3 separate regions of the Homo sapiens genome follow, and regions 2 and 3 are each linked to region 1. Evidence: chromatin contacts called from ENCODE Hi-C data. All regions are on one chromosome and are shown on one strand. The core of a region is the stretch at or near the end of the contact, and the rest is flanking DNA. Distances in the headings are between cores, read along the strand shown. Region 1 holds the start of LINC01894 (long intergenic non-protein coding RNA 1894). Region 2 has its middle 73 kb from the start of LINC01894. Region 3 overlaps ZNF521 (zinc finger protein 521).

Region 1 (4,026 bases), core at 531-3,030:
CAGCTATGTGGTTACATTCTATAGCTCTTTCTTTCTTTCTTCCTTCCTTTCTTTCTTTCTCTTTCTTCCTTTCTTTCTTTCTTTCTTTCTTTTTCTTTTCTTTCTTTCTTTTGTTCATTTGTTCTTTCTTTCTCTCTTTCTTTCATTTTATTTCTTTCATCTCTTTCTCTCTTTTCTCTTCTCTTCTTCTCTTCTTTCTCTTCTCTTCTTTTTTCTTTATTTTTTTGAGACAGGGTATCACTCTGTTGCCTAGGCTGGAGTACAGTGGCATAATCATGGCTCACTATAGCCTCAACATCTGGGGATCAAATGATCCTCCTGCCTCAGCCTCCCAGGCAGCTGGGACCACAGTTGCATGCCACCACACCCAGCTAATTTTTCTGATAGAGGTGCAGTCTCACTATGTTGTCCAGGCTGGTCTTGAACTCCTGGTCTCAAACGATATTCCTGCCTCGACCTCCCAAAGTGCTGGGATCACAGGCATGTGCCACCACACACAGCGTGGTTTTTAAAATGGGATATATATAAAAATGGATATATATATGTGTGTATATATATATAAAAATGGATATATATGTATGTATTTAATACGGAGTCTTGCTCTGTCAACCAGGCTGAAGTGCAGTGGTGCATTTTTGGCTCACTGCAATCTCTGTCTCCTGGGTTCTCCTGGGTTCAAGTGATTCTCGGGCCTCAGCCTCCCAAGTAGCTGGGATTACAGACATATACCACCACGCCTGGCTAATTTTTGTATTTTTAGTAGAGACCAGGTTTTGCCATGTTGGCCAGGCTGTTCTTGAACTCCTGACCACAAATGATCCACCCGCCTTGGCCTCCCAAAGTGCTAGGATTACAGGCATGAGCCACTGTGCCTGGCTTGGTCTTATATATTTTTAAATGAAGTGGTTGTGTGGGTAGTTACCTGTCGGATTTGCACCATTATAAAAACAAATACAAACTACTTGGCTCATTTGCAACAAAGTTTGTGCAAGAACTGTGGCAAGTGAGCCTCCTGAAGTTCAGGAACTGCAAGAGAGAAGGGTTCCTGTGAGAGCCACTCCCAGAGGTCTTGGCCAATCAGGATGGCTTCAGCAGTGAGCAAGTGCTGAGCTGAATTCAGGGGCCTCTGGAGATCAGTGCTGCTGGGCGTGGAGCAACTTACAGTGCCCCACACAGCCACCCTGAGGCCAAACAGGATGCCCCCTTTTCCTGCTTCCACACATATTCCTTAGACTTCTCCTTTTTTGTGATATTTTTCATTTTCAACTCAAACCTGCCCTCAAAATCGCTTAAATCTGATTGTGTCTTTGTAAACATGTAGGGAGTGAAGACACACCATGTGATTCGCCTCGGGCCCCACACACCCTAGGGATCATTCTTGGATCCTCTATGCTTGGACGGGACACAATTGTTTTAGTTACGTAGGACCAGGAGAATTTGCAAAGTTATCAACAAGAGCATAGGGTCAGAGAGGAAGAGTGAAGCAGAGACAGTGAACTTTAGAAGCATAATCTCATTTAATCTTTCCAATATCCAGAAATTGAGGATTTCTTAAATTCACATATACACTGAGGACCAGGAAGACTTGTTATTAAAGTTACCCATGTAAGTGGCAAAGCTGGGCTCCAAATCCAGGCTGGGTTGATTCCAAGGCTCTTGTTTTTCACTGCGCAATTCTGAAGGCAGCACAGGTTCCTGAACAAAGTGTTCTGGGCATTCCAAACTTTCAACTGTCACCAAAAAGCCCAGCAAAAATGGGGGGAAATCCTTCAGGGAACTATTCTCAAGTGAGCCACAGGAAGAGTCCTGTTTTGAGGGCAAGGCTTTTCTTGAAAACTACACTCTCTATGCAGCTCATTCCTGAAGAAGGGCTTTGGCATGTGGAGATTATGCCCTCTTGCTAGGGTACTGGAAGGGATCCATGTGGTATTGTCCCAGCAATAACTCTGCCACAGAGATATGCGATCTCCAGCAGCTGTCGGCAGGCTTCACTCCCATTCCATCCTCCTTCCTGCATCCAGTAGTCTCCCAGCCCCGCCTCACCCTCCCACTGCTCCAGAAGAATGACAGAACTCAGAGCTGCAAGAGAAAGAAGACTGAATTCAGTCTCTCTTGCAGAAAAATTGTTTTCCGTCAAGTTGATAATAATGATCACACTGAGAATGAATGACTCAAGATGAATATCCAAAGATATATCAAAACCTGGTCAGCAGTCGTGGGGAAAGGAAGAAAGCCTGAGTTGAGTTTATGAAAGTTTTCCACTAAAGTCAGCAACAGCTTAAATTCAAACCAGGCACAAGACGCTTGAATCTCCATATGAGTTGTTCATCAAAGGGCTGAAAGAAAAGAAATCTGAGCCCGAGCACGGTCTGGCCTAAAAGCTTTCAAGTGACTCCTTTCTGGTAAGGAAACTATTTCCTTTGTCTGTACATGTTCAGGAAAACTGCCTTTTTGGAGCCTGGTTCATTCTCAATTCAGGTCACAGTTATTTTCACCAGTTAAAAGAAAAAATCCTAAGCATGGAAATGTCTGCTGTTCACCATACTCACACTCACAGATGCACACACACACACACACACACAGTTATAAATACACAGATCGTGTTTATTCATACTGGAATACTATATGACTTACATGTTTATTCTAGGCTGATTTCAACTGGGGTGAAGCAGCTAGCACTCTGGTATTCAGGTTATCTATGACTCTGTTTGCTAGAAATCAGGGAAGTCATGTACCATGATATTGCCAACACGCCTTTAATAAAAAAAAGCAAGCTCAGAGCTTAAATCCAGACTTCTTTGCTAAGGAAAGTAGGCTATTTAGACAGGATTGCATTGATTAAAAGTGAGGAGGAATAGCCAAACTCCACAAGGAAATGAATCTTCGTGGCTACCCCATCTCGGGCTTCCTTTCTTTCAGCACTTGGTTTAGACAAATGGCTCTGGAGTTCGCAGGGTTTGTTCACAGTCAGTTGAGAGGGATCTCCCCTCTGCTCACTTGATTTTCAGCTTGCAAACCCTTACACAGCATTCAGATGGAACAGTAGCTGGGAGATCATGAGGGTCTTCCGGTGTGTTTCTTAACAGTGTGCCTTAACATTATTTTCTCTTCTGGCTTTTGTTTCCTTTTTTTCCTGTTTCATTTTTTCTTTTATTTTTTTTCTCTGTAGTCTAATGGGATTCTTAGAAATTAGAGCTGAAAGAATCTCTTTAAGCTTGTCTCCCTTATCCCTTTTCAGGGCACAGTTTTTAACCTAGGGTTACATTTCCATTTTTCCATCAAGGCCCCTTCTAAATGCCTCTAACTGTGGGGCTCCCACCACTTCCCTTGGGAGACTATCCCCTGACCTCACAGACTTGGCTGTAAGGAAGATTTTTTGAGAACCCATCCACCAACTCTTCTTTCCTTGCTTCATGCTACTCCTCCAGGCTGCCTCTCCTGAAGGTGGATTTGGGTTTCTGCATCCACTGCACTCCCTGCAGGAGGCACAGATTTGATATCTACACAGAGCAATGGCTATTTTTACAGGGTTCTTTTTTGGGGGAAATGTGAGTCTGCTTCTAGATAATCTGTCAGTGGACCGAGATTATAACACACCCAATTCAGGAGACTTTTACATTTACATTTGGTGTGGGGTGAAGCAATAGATGAAATGAAATCTGAATTTTGCCTATTAGCTTGTCTTACTTGCATTAACTAGTTAGTGGAAAATAAGTCATGTTGATAGTACCCTTTTCTGTTTATTAACAAGATGATTGGATTTCTCACAAGGCTGACAGGGTGTTTCTGTCCATTTTTAGAAACTAGTCCAAATAGTACTGGGGGAAAGAAGAAAGTGTTTCCCCCTAGTCCATAGAATTTCTCGGCAGAGACGACCCCAAATCACGCCCTTTGTAGACATGTTAGAATGTTCTGGCTGATGGCCTGCTCACACACCACCAAACCACTGGTGGAATTTGGTTCCCTGTCAGCCTTTCTCCATGAAACTTGAGACTCAGGAAACATTCAAACAGATCCTGAAGTTTT
Region 2 (4,179 bases), core at 1,619-4,118, 74 kb after region 1:
ACTCTACAGCCTTCACCCTCCCACCCCACGAAATCTCACAAAGCAGTGTTTTCAAATAATATTTAGTAGTTGAACTCCTTTTTAGACCATTCATTTCCTGTTTTTCCCCTCAGAATATGCCATCCCTACACTTCCTAAACCACTTCTAGAATCCCAGGGCCTCTTCTTATTTGCAACTTTCCCCATTAAGATCCGACCATAAGGCCGGGCTCGGTGGCTCCCACCTGTAATTCCAGCACTTTGGGAGGCCAAAGCCAGTGGATCACTGGAGGCCAGGAGTTTGAGACCAGCTTGCCCAACATGGCAAAACTCTGTCTCTACTAAAAATACAAAAATTATCCAGGTGTGGTGGCAAACGCCTGTAGTCCCAGCTACTCTGGAGGCAGAGGCATGAGAATCACTTGAACCCGAGAGTTGGAGGTTGCAGTGAGCTGAGATCGCGCCACTGCACTCCAGCCTGGGCGACAGAGCAAGACTGTGTCTCAAAAACAAACAAACAAAAAAAAACAAAGATCAGACTATAATATTATAGATCAGTTCATTACATTATAAAGTTTAGATGAGAGGAAAGAAAAATCTACAATGTGATGGGTGTCTGGATGTTCCATTTTATGGGTTGATGTCAACATGGAGTCCTTTAAGATGTCAAAGTCATAGATATAAGTGAGCAATTCTATATATAAGTAGGTTTGCCTTGAAGTGCATTGCTTATAGATGATTGCTCCGGTGTTTCTTAACATAAAATATAACAATTAGAAATAAGAATCTTTCGGAGCCATATTTAAAAAATAACCATCATACAAGTTTTTGCTGTTGTTCTAAGAAAATATACAACAGTTCTGCTAGGAATTTAACTGGAATATCTCTCTATTGCCTTCTCCTACTTTTGTTCCCAGGCTGGGAAAATGAGAACCATTTCTATTTTACAATCCATACATTGTAGCCTTCTAGGCAAATCCACAAAACACTACTTATGTGGGAATTAAAGCAGGAAGAAAAGATGAAGATGAAGAAAAGGAGGATAGGGAGGAAAAGGAAGAAGCTGCCTTCATCACATATAGAGAATATCACAGACAAAAGGCACTGCAATTCACATTTTACTTCCATTTCAGCAAAGGGTGGGATAGAGAGGAAGGGTAGACACATTTGACTACATGGTCAGGACAGACCAAATTCATTCCTATTCAGCTAATGGGGAATTTTGAGTAAGGTAAATGTTGCCTGTCTGATATTTACATAGGGCATTAAAACTTGCAAATCTCTCGTGTGTGTGTTTTTTTCCCAAAGACTCAAAGACCAGTTTATCATCTAAAACTTGCTTTATTTTCAAAATTATGTCTGCCTAGGTGAATGCATTTTCTCCGAGAGCTCGAGTTTGTCTTTAAGGCAACATTAATGACTGATGGTGAGTCATCCCGTTTTGTGGCTTGTACAGTAGTTTATATTTATGCAAGAGCTTAAAATTCAACTTTGAGCTATGTCCACAGCAGGGAAGAACAATTAGTGAATTCATTAATTGTACTTTTGTGTACACTTTTATTCTCAAGACTAATTATTTGTTTAAATTATTTTTCCTCCATCAGAAGTGTCACTACATGGAAATATTTCAGCTTAGGTTTCTGGTATGAAATATAAGGTTTAAGAAGTTCCGACGTTCTTATGAAATATAATCAGCTTTCATTTGCTAATGACAGACACTCATAGTGGAGCCTCTTATTTAAGCAAATGAGCAATTAGTTTGGGGAATAAAAGTGTACAAAGAATAGTGATTCATGGTGCTGCTTATCCTTCCTCCCTGATGTGGACAATGGACATCTTGCATGTTTGACTTTTAAATATAATCAAACTCTGGTGTACCATAAGTTGGAATCATGCAGTTTTATGCAGAGCAATGCTATAAAAGAAACACATCAGTTGCCAAGCCAATATGCTAGTGCACATAATAAAAGTGGGGGCTTCAGACTTTGTGGAGAGGAAGAAAAACCTCCTCCTCCTCCTCCTCCTGTTTCTAAATTCTCTGTGTGTCTGGGCTGTAGCTATAAGATGAACCAGCTGCTGCTGGAGCGGATGCCTCTCAGTGCACACAGTTCCAGGTGTGTGGCCTGAAAAAAGATTGATGACTTAGTATAGGCACAGCCAGCTTCCTCCACCAGGTACAAGGGAGGGACGGCGGAACACATCAACAGCCAGCCGTCCCTTCTTGTGTCTTCCCAGCCTGGCTCAACCCTCCGGGAGCTGCACAGTCCAGAATGCGCATCAGGAGAAGGACGATAAGGACTCAGTCAAGGCCTCCTGAGTCCTGGTGCTGTGCTAGGCACGTGACCAAGGGATTTCATCACCACCACCTCCCGAGGAGGTGGCATTGTTATTCCCATTTCTCAGAAGAGGAAATGAAGGCTCAGAACCTAGAGTGAAACCCAAAACAGTGTGCCATAGGACATGGTTCACTCATTCACTCACTCATCCATTCAACAAATATTTACTGAGAGCAAATTACAAGCCTGGGGATACAGCAGTAAGCAAATTAAAGATTCTTACCTTCGAAGACTTTAGTGATACATAGATGAATTGATACTATTCTAGTGAGAAATATTTGTCAAATGAATGAAGTTTGGACAAACGCAGCCCAGGCCTATACCAATATTATTATTGCAGCATCATCACTACCATCTCACAACCACATGTGTGTCCCTGCTGTGGTTTTCACTCCAAGAGAAAAAAAAAAAAGCCAAGGACATGTTATCAAGCCTCCAAGAGGGAGAAGCAGGAAGTCTGCAGCCCCACCCTGACTGCCCTAGTTATATCAGGGGCCAGTTTATCAATGGTGGCCATGGTGGGCTGTGGATTCATTTCCTCCTCCCTTGTTCAGGAAGGACTACAGTAGGAAGTGATTGTAAACCCCATGGCCCGGGGAGGGTGGACTCTAGAAAGTGTTTTTGCCATCTCTGCAGGAAGACAGTGCTTCTCCCACCAACAAAGCCAAGGAAGGAATGCTGCCAGCCCCAGATATCAGGGAGAGCAGAGGTGATTTTCGGGCTGAAAATATAGAGAAGGAAGATCTGTCTGTAACTCCACAGGGGCTGGTTTGTTTTTTAAATGCCTGTGTTCTGAATCTGGTCACACTGTAAAATCTGTTCGGATCATCACAGGAATTACAGATGGGAAGGACCTATGAGGTCATCTCTCCCAGCACTGCCTGAGGAGGATTCATCTCCACACAATACTCTAGGAGCACTCTTTCCAGCCTGGTTTAGATGTCCCGGAGGAATGTGCTTCCGCCCTGTCCCTCAGGAGCCAATTCCAAAATCCACACGCAGTACGTTTTAGACTAAAGATGTGGCCTGGGTGGGGGTCTGTTTTTAATTATCCAAAGCACTGAACAGAAGCCTGGTGTCATAAAAAATTGCTGAGGGCCCTCTCCTGCTTTTCCCCATGGTGCCTTCCCACCCTGCGAGGCTGCACTCTCAACTGGGAGGCACCAGCCCCCTGGCAGGGTTTCAGAGCTCATGGGAGGTGCCAGGTGGCAGGACTGACGCAGCTCAGTGGGGTGTGCCATGGGTCTTGGGTTGGCCAATCATCCTAAGCACATGCAACCAGAAAAACAATGCTTTCTAAACCAAGCTGCTGTTCCTGCAGCCTCACACAAGGCTTTTTCTAAATCCAGCCTTCCTGCCTAACACCCTTCCTAGGCTTAGGGGTAATCATTTATGGACCCAAAGATTTAGCTGCAAGATGTTCATCACAGTGTTGTTTATGACTGTGAAAAGTTCAAAACCAATCTTCGTGCCCAGTGATAGAAGACTGGTTAAACAAATCATGAGCAAACCATATAAGGTATAGAACGTTATGAAGGCATTCCAAATACTGCCTCAGAGGAGCACTAATGATGGGATTTTTTCATCATACTCTCAAGTGAAAAAAGAGAGGTTACAAACAGCTTGTATCACACACTATTGTTCTCTGTATGTTTTTCTAAAATACATGCCTGAAAAATAGGATATTGACATGATCATCTCATAGTAAAGAAGTGACAAGTGATCTTTTCTTCGCTGTTACTTTTCATCCATTTCTACAGTGAAAATCTTTAGCTTTTGCCATTAGATGTAGAAATGTTACTTTACAACATTAAATGCTCCTTCCTTTTGAATGGCTGCATTTCCCACCTTCATCATTAAGAGG
Region 3 (4,547 bases), core at 1,415-3,914, 110 kb before region 1:
GACTCTTGCACTGTCTCAGTTCTCAAAGATGTTTTCCCAATAGATTTAACTTTAAAGCAGGTTACATTTAGTTTATGCTGCATGAACTATCCTCTTTCGATCTTACCAATTTGTGGGGGTTTTGTACAGTACTCAAAGGTAAATATACCTGTACTTCCACTACTGCCGGAAGTCCCAGATGTAAGGGCATTAATAGAAGGTATTTGATATCAAACAAGAGAAATTTTAAACAAAGAGTATAATAAATGCATATACATCTGGTTTAGCCAATTAATTAAAAGAATGGAGCTTTGTAACATGAGAATACAGACAATTAATAAAAATTGTTTATTGGTCATGGATGTACGGTATAGAGACTTCTCTATGACTTGGGACAAATAAAAGGTAATTATCCCTTCTTTGATATGGCACTTTTTGGTATTTCAGATATAAGATACATAATAATATTTTTCTTCTGGAAATAAGGGATAAGTTTTGGCTTATCAGTTTCTTGCCAGGGATAAGTTGGCAAATTAGACAGCTACTTTGTTAATGCTTTATTTGCCAGAGTATTTTCATCTTATTTTGGGAAATAAAGAAGCCAAGCACTGTAAGGTGGATTTTGCCAGTCCGCTATGTTATATGCACAGGGTTTAATGCACAAGGGAACGGAGCAAAATTTTGAAACCCAACTGACAAACAATAGATATTGTTTTACCATCAGTCTTGGCATTTTATTCTGATGAAATTAAATATAGGGTTTGCTAAGTAGTTATTTCCCATGAATTCAATAAATATTTATTGAGTTCCAGCTATGAGCCATGTACTGTTCTAGGTACTTCGTGTACATCAATGAGCAAAACAGACAAATACCCTTGCCCTCCTGGAACTTGCACTGTAGCAAGAATAGGTGAATAACCCCAAACTGAGTTCTCAACACTCTTATGGCATTGAGATGGTCAGAGCTGCCACACACCACTCTTTGTAGGCAAGGCAAAAACTGAAATGCGTTGCTGAATTGGAAACACTGCTGTCTTCAATCATTCCATTCATCTAGTCTGTTATGTGAAATGGAAACAAATGTTTTATACTTGTATTTGCGTGCTCACAAACTTTCTTTCAAGTCAGAGAACAGAACAGCACTAAAGATTAGGTGACAAAAATTTTTTGAAAGAAAAAATGTACTCTCCTGTATTCAAGTGGGTATAAATGAGGGGGAGAATTGACTGTTCAAGTAAACTGGATCCTTTTCAGTGCAACACAGTGGCACTGTGTTAACAACATCCAAGTTGTTTAAAAGCAACTCCAATATCTAATCAAACCTGGAGGACATACATCAGACTTAGTTGGTCTCAGTCCTCACTCCCGTCCTTATCCCTGCCCTTGCCTTTTCCAGAATATTTGCTAAGAAATATCCACTACTTTCTTCTTTTCTTGGCTAACAATTTTTTTCTTGGGATGGGGAGAGGAAGAATCAAAGTGATTTTATCAGTGCCCTTCCAAAACTGGTGTTTGCAGTTTTTTTTTAATAAAAAAAAAATGAGGGCAAAGTTTTACCTTTAAAGCTATTTGTAGGCACCATGTTTTCTCTGAGACTTCAACCATGGGGTCCATGTTTAGATTCAGAATGTGAAGAAGAAAAGAAGGAACTAGAGGAGCTAATGTACTGGCCAGGTTTGAAAAACATTGTAGTCTGTGTGCTTATCCCCATTCCCTACTTGTGCCAAAATACCACTGCTGAGTCCCCTCAGTTGAAGGAAAGCCACCTTTTTGGTGGGCTGTTTGTTTTACTGTTTATTGTTTGAACAACATTCCAATGTTTTCTCCTACATGAGAATATTCTAATAAGTACTTCACACAACCTATAATAATAGCCAAGGAATTGGACGATATTGCATCTCAGAGCATCTAAAATCCCACTGCCTGCCTCTCCTCTCCCTACCCACCTGGACCTCCTGCTAGTTTCCAAGCTGCTGATGTTTATGGGGCTCTAGGCAGCCCCCGGGCTCTTTAAAATCTGCTGGGTACCATGCAGCCTACCCCAGTTGAATCATTTCCTGCTCCAGCCCTGCTGATAATGAGAAGTTCAAGGCAGGAAATAACAGTGGCAATATCAGTGGCTTTGCTTATAAAGTCCAAAAGCATTGTAGCCTTTAGACCATTGGCTAAAAACAGCCAGTAACTAAGTTAAGGTAAGCTTGCACCTGTAGATCTCCTGGAAGTGAGATTCTGACTGAGGCACACAGGATGTGTATCCTGCGGCTCTTGAGATACCTAAGGGTTAGGCACTTTGTGCACACAGTCAGGGTCCAGGAACCTGGAGCTCATTTCCTCATGTCCCAGTGTCCTTTTCCTCTTATTGTAAGAGTCTCATGCCTGTGTCTTCTGTTCCTCTCTCATGTGGCGTAGAAATACTGACAGTGCCAGACACTCCCATATTGCCAGTGACAAAACTCCTAGAAGGTGCTAGCGTCGGTCTTCAGGCTGCATTCATTTTCATGGCAACTCGTTCAAAAAAAATAAGGGCAGAACTTTTTAACTGGTATGAGAAAAAACGTTCCCACAATATGCAATTCTCTCAAATTCTGCCTTACTTTGGGGGCTTAATGACTAATCTACCGGCAGACTTTGAAGCCTAAGTCATATTCTCCATTGCCAAATTAGCACCACAGTGTGTTTATGTTACAGTCATGAAACATGTGCTGTATATAATACAACAAATTATCGTGGCTGAGTGCTATGGCCCTGGAAAGAATGTGATGGCTGTGTGCATGGCAAATTATACTGCAGTCTGCCTATTTTTCTACTCCTGGTTTCTAGGGCGAGCCAATGTAGCCGAGGGGTGAGTTTTGTCATGTATGGCTTTTCTTTGTTACTCCTCGGACCCCTAGCTTATAAATGTGTGCTTGGAAATTAACTCAAGGAAGAGGAGAAGCAAAGTAAAGGGTGGGAGGTTGGGAATTGGGTTAGGGCATAGTTTTCTTAGATTTAAAAATATATATGAGGATACAGTGGTAACACACATTCGAACTGGATAAGTTACAACTGTAGGGCATTTGATTCCTCTGTTTGGATTCTGAGGGCAGAGTTTACTCCCACTCAGATCAGAGCTTTTAAGTATGGCCCCGGCCACATGGTGATATAGCAGGAGGGGTTTCTATCTGTGGACTTTAGCCTATAGATTTATGCAGTGGAAGAGGCTGGAGGACCCTTCTGGCCAGTCTTGAGGGTAAAAGGGAGAAGGAGTTCTACTTATAAACTGTTACAAATTGGCCCTCAGTAATGGCTGTAGCGTTGATCAGACGATATAAGGGGGCCCCCAGTGATTCCTGGGATAACAGCAGCATGTAAGTCAGCCACTGAACATTTGCTTGTAGCCACTCTAGATTTTTGTTTTTATTGAAGGAAAAGGAGTATAAACATGGGACACACAGTCTGGAGGCTGCTTAAAGGGTTTCTCTTGTTTAAAGCTTATATTGAAATGTCAGTGTCTTGTGTTAAACTACCAATTGCCACCTTGGAGCTCATAATTTAAACCTGTGCTTGAGCATCCAAATGGTAACTAATATTTCTCCTGTTATAAAACAGGCTAATAAATAGTTATGTAGGTCCAGGTTTTATAAATTGGAGGTATAGAAGTTGTCATTCATCTTTGAACTGGCTTTAGACAAGCAGATGGTTTTCTTAGAGCACAAAATTTTGTAAGTGATTAGCACGTTTCCTACTAAGTCAGTGAGGTTGTAGTCCAATTATGTATGCAGACGCTTTCCTTTGAAACATTTAATATTGGAGTAAATATTTACATTAGCATCAGTCTCTTTTATGTAGACTTGATTCCTGTTTACATTTATGTTCACAGTTAAATGAAGATTAACAAATGGAAATAATTATTTTAGATGAAATTTCTATACATGTGAAATGATTTCTTAATTATACTCAAAGCAGCTTTGGTCATGCCTTTCCAGTGGGTGACCAAGACAGGAAGTTGCTGGCTTCCAGCATGGTCTCAATGGTAAAGGCCCCACTCTGACACTGGACCCCCATTGCTAGGCACATATACCTCCCTCAGTATCCAACAGAGAGGGGTATTCTGTGTGTTCTGGAAAGATACAGGCTCATACAGAAAGCTCCATGTTTGCTCATATAGCTAAATTGCATTCTGATAGTTCTTTCTCCCTTTCCTTGTGCTAATTTTTGTTTTTGTACATACGTGGCTAGAATACTTTTAAGTTTAATTGGGCAAAACTAGAGTTTTTCTAGACTTCATAATATTGCTCATTTCCTATCTAATTTTTTAGCTAGCAAAATTTCAGTGTTGTAATCAGTCTTCATTAATAGGGTTTAGAAAAGGTAGGTTTTTCCCTCTCTCTTTCAATTTCAAAGTACCCTACAAGGCAAATTGTGCTCATTGTAGAAAATCTGGAGAATATAGATAAGCAAAAAGGAGAAGAAAAATCTAGAAGTTTCGTTCGAAGATCCCATCTATAATTCTTAATTAAAAAATAGGGCTGTACTAGCCTATTATATCCTTAATGGAATATTGTAATGGTTATTAAATCAATTGACTC

The links. Hi-C counts contacts between places; a loop is a spot of excess contacts on that map.
Region 2: a map of endothelial cell of umbilical vein shows a loop between it and region 1 (2.4-fold over the local background). The contact joins the enhancer-like site here to the promoter of LINC01894 in region 1. A Hi-C loop is called at or near these places in 2 of 168 maps with a recorded cell type or tissue (endothelial cell of umbilical vein and heart right ventricle).
Region 3: a loop to region 1 is called in a map of endothelial cell of umbilical vein, with 2.5 times the contacts of the local background. The contact joins the enhancer-like site here to the promoter of LINC01894 in region 1. A Hi-C loop is called at or near these places in 1 of 168 maps with a recorded cell type or tissue (endothelial cell of umbilical vein).

What each region holds. Positions count from the first base shown.
Region 1 is chr18:24,985,733-24,989,758 of GRCh38, reverse strand. LINC01894 (long intergenic non-protein coding RNA 1894) reads left to right here and starts at 1,780. Exons shown (of 2, transcript NR_146903.1): 1 at 1,780-2,402.
Region 2 is chr18:24,912,978-24,917,156 of GRCh38, reverse strand. No RefSeq gene overlaps it. Among named protein-coding and RNA genes, the nearest start is that of LINC01894, 73 kb to the left of the region's middle. Within about 2 kb of position 2,868, at least 5 of the 41 ENCODE cell types and tissues checked have a DNase peak (open chromatin) inside an H3K27ac peak, as active enhancers do; they include endothelial cell of umbilical vein and heart right ventricle, where a contact is called at or near this core.
Region 3 is chr18:25,095,413-25,099,959 of GRCh38, reverse strand. All of the region lies in intron 5 of ZNF521 (zinc finger protein 521), which reads left to right. Among named protein-coding and RNA genes, the nearest start is that of LINC01894, 110 kb to the right of the region's middle. Within about 2 kb of position 2,664, at least 2 of the 41 ENCODE cell types and tissues checked have a DNase peak (open chromatin) inside an H3K27ac peak, as active enhancers do; they include endothelial cell of umbilical vein, where a contact is called at or near this core.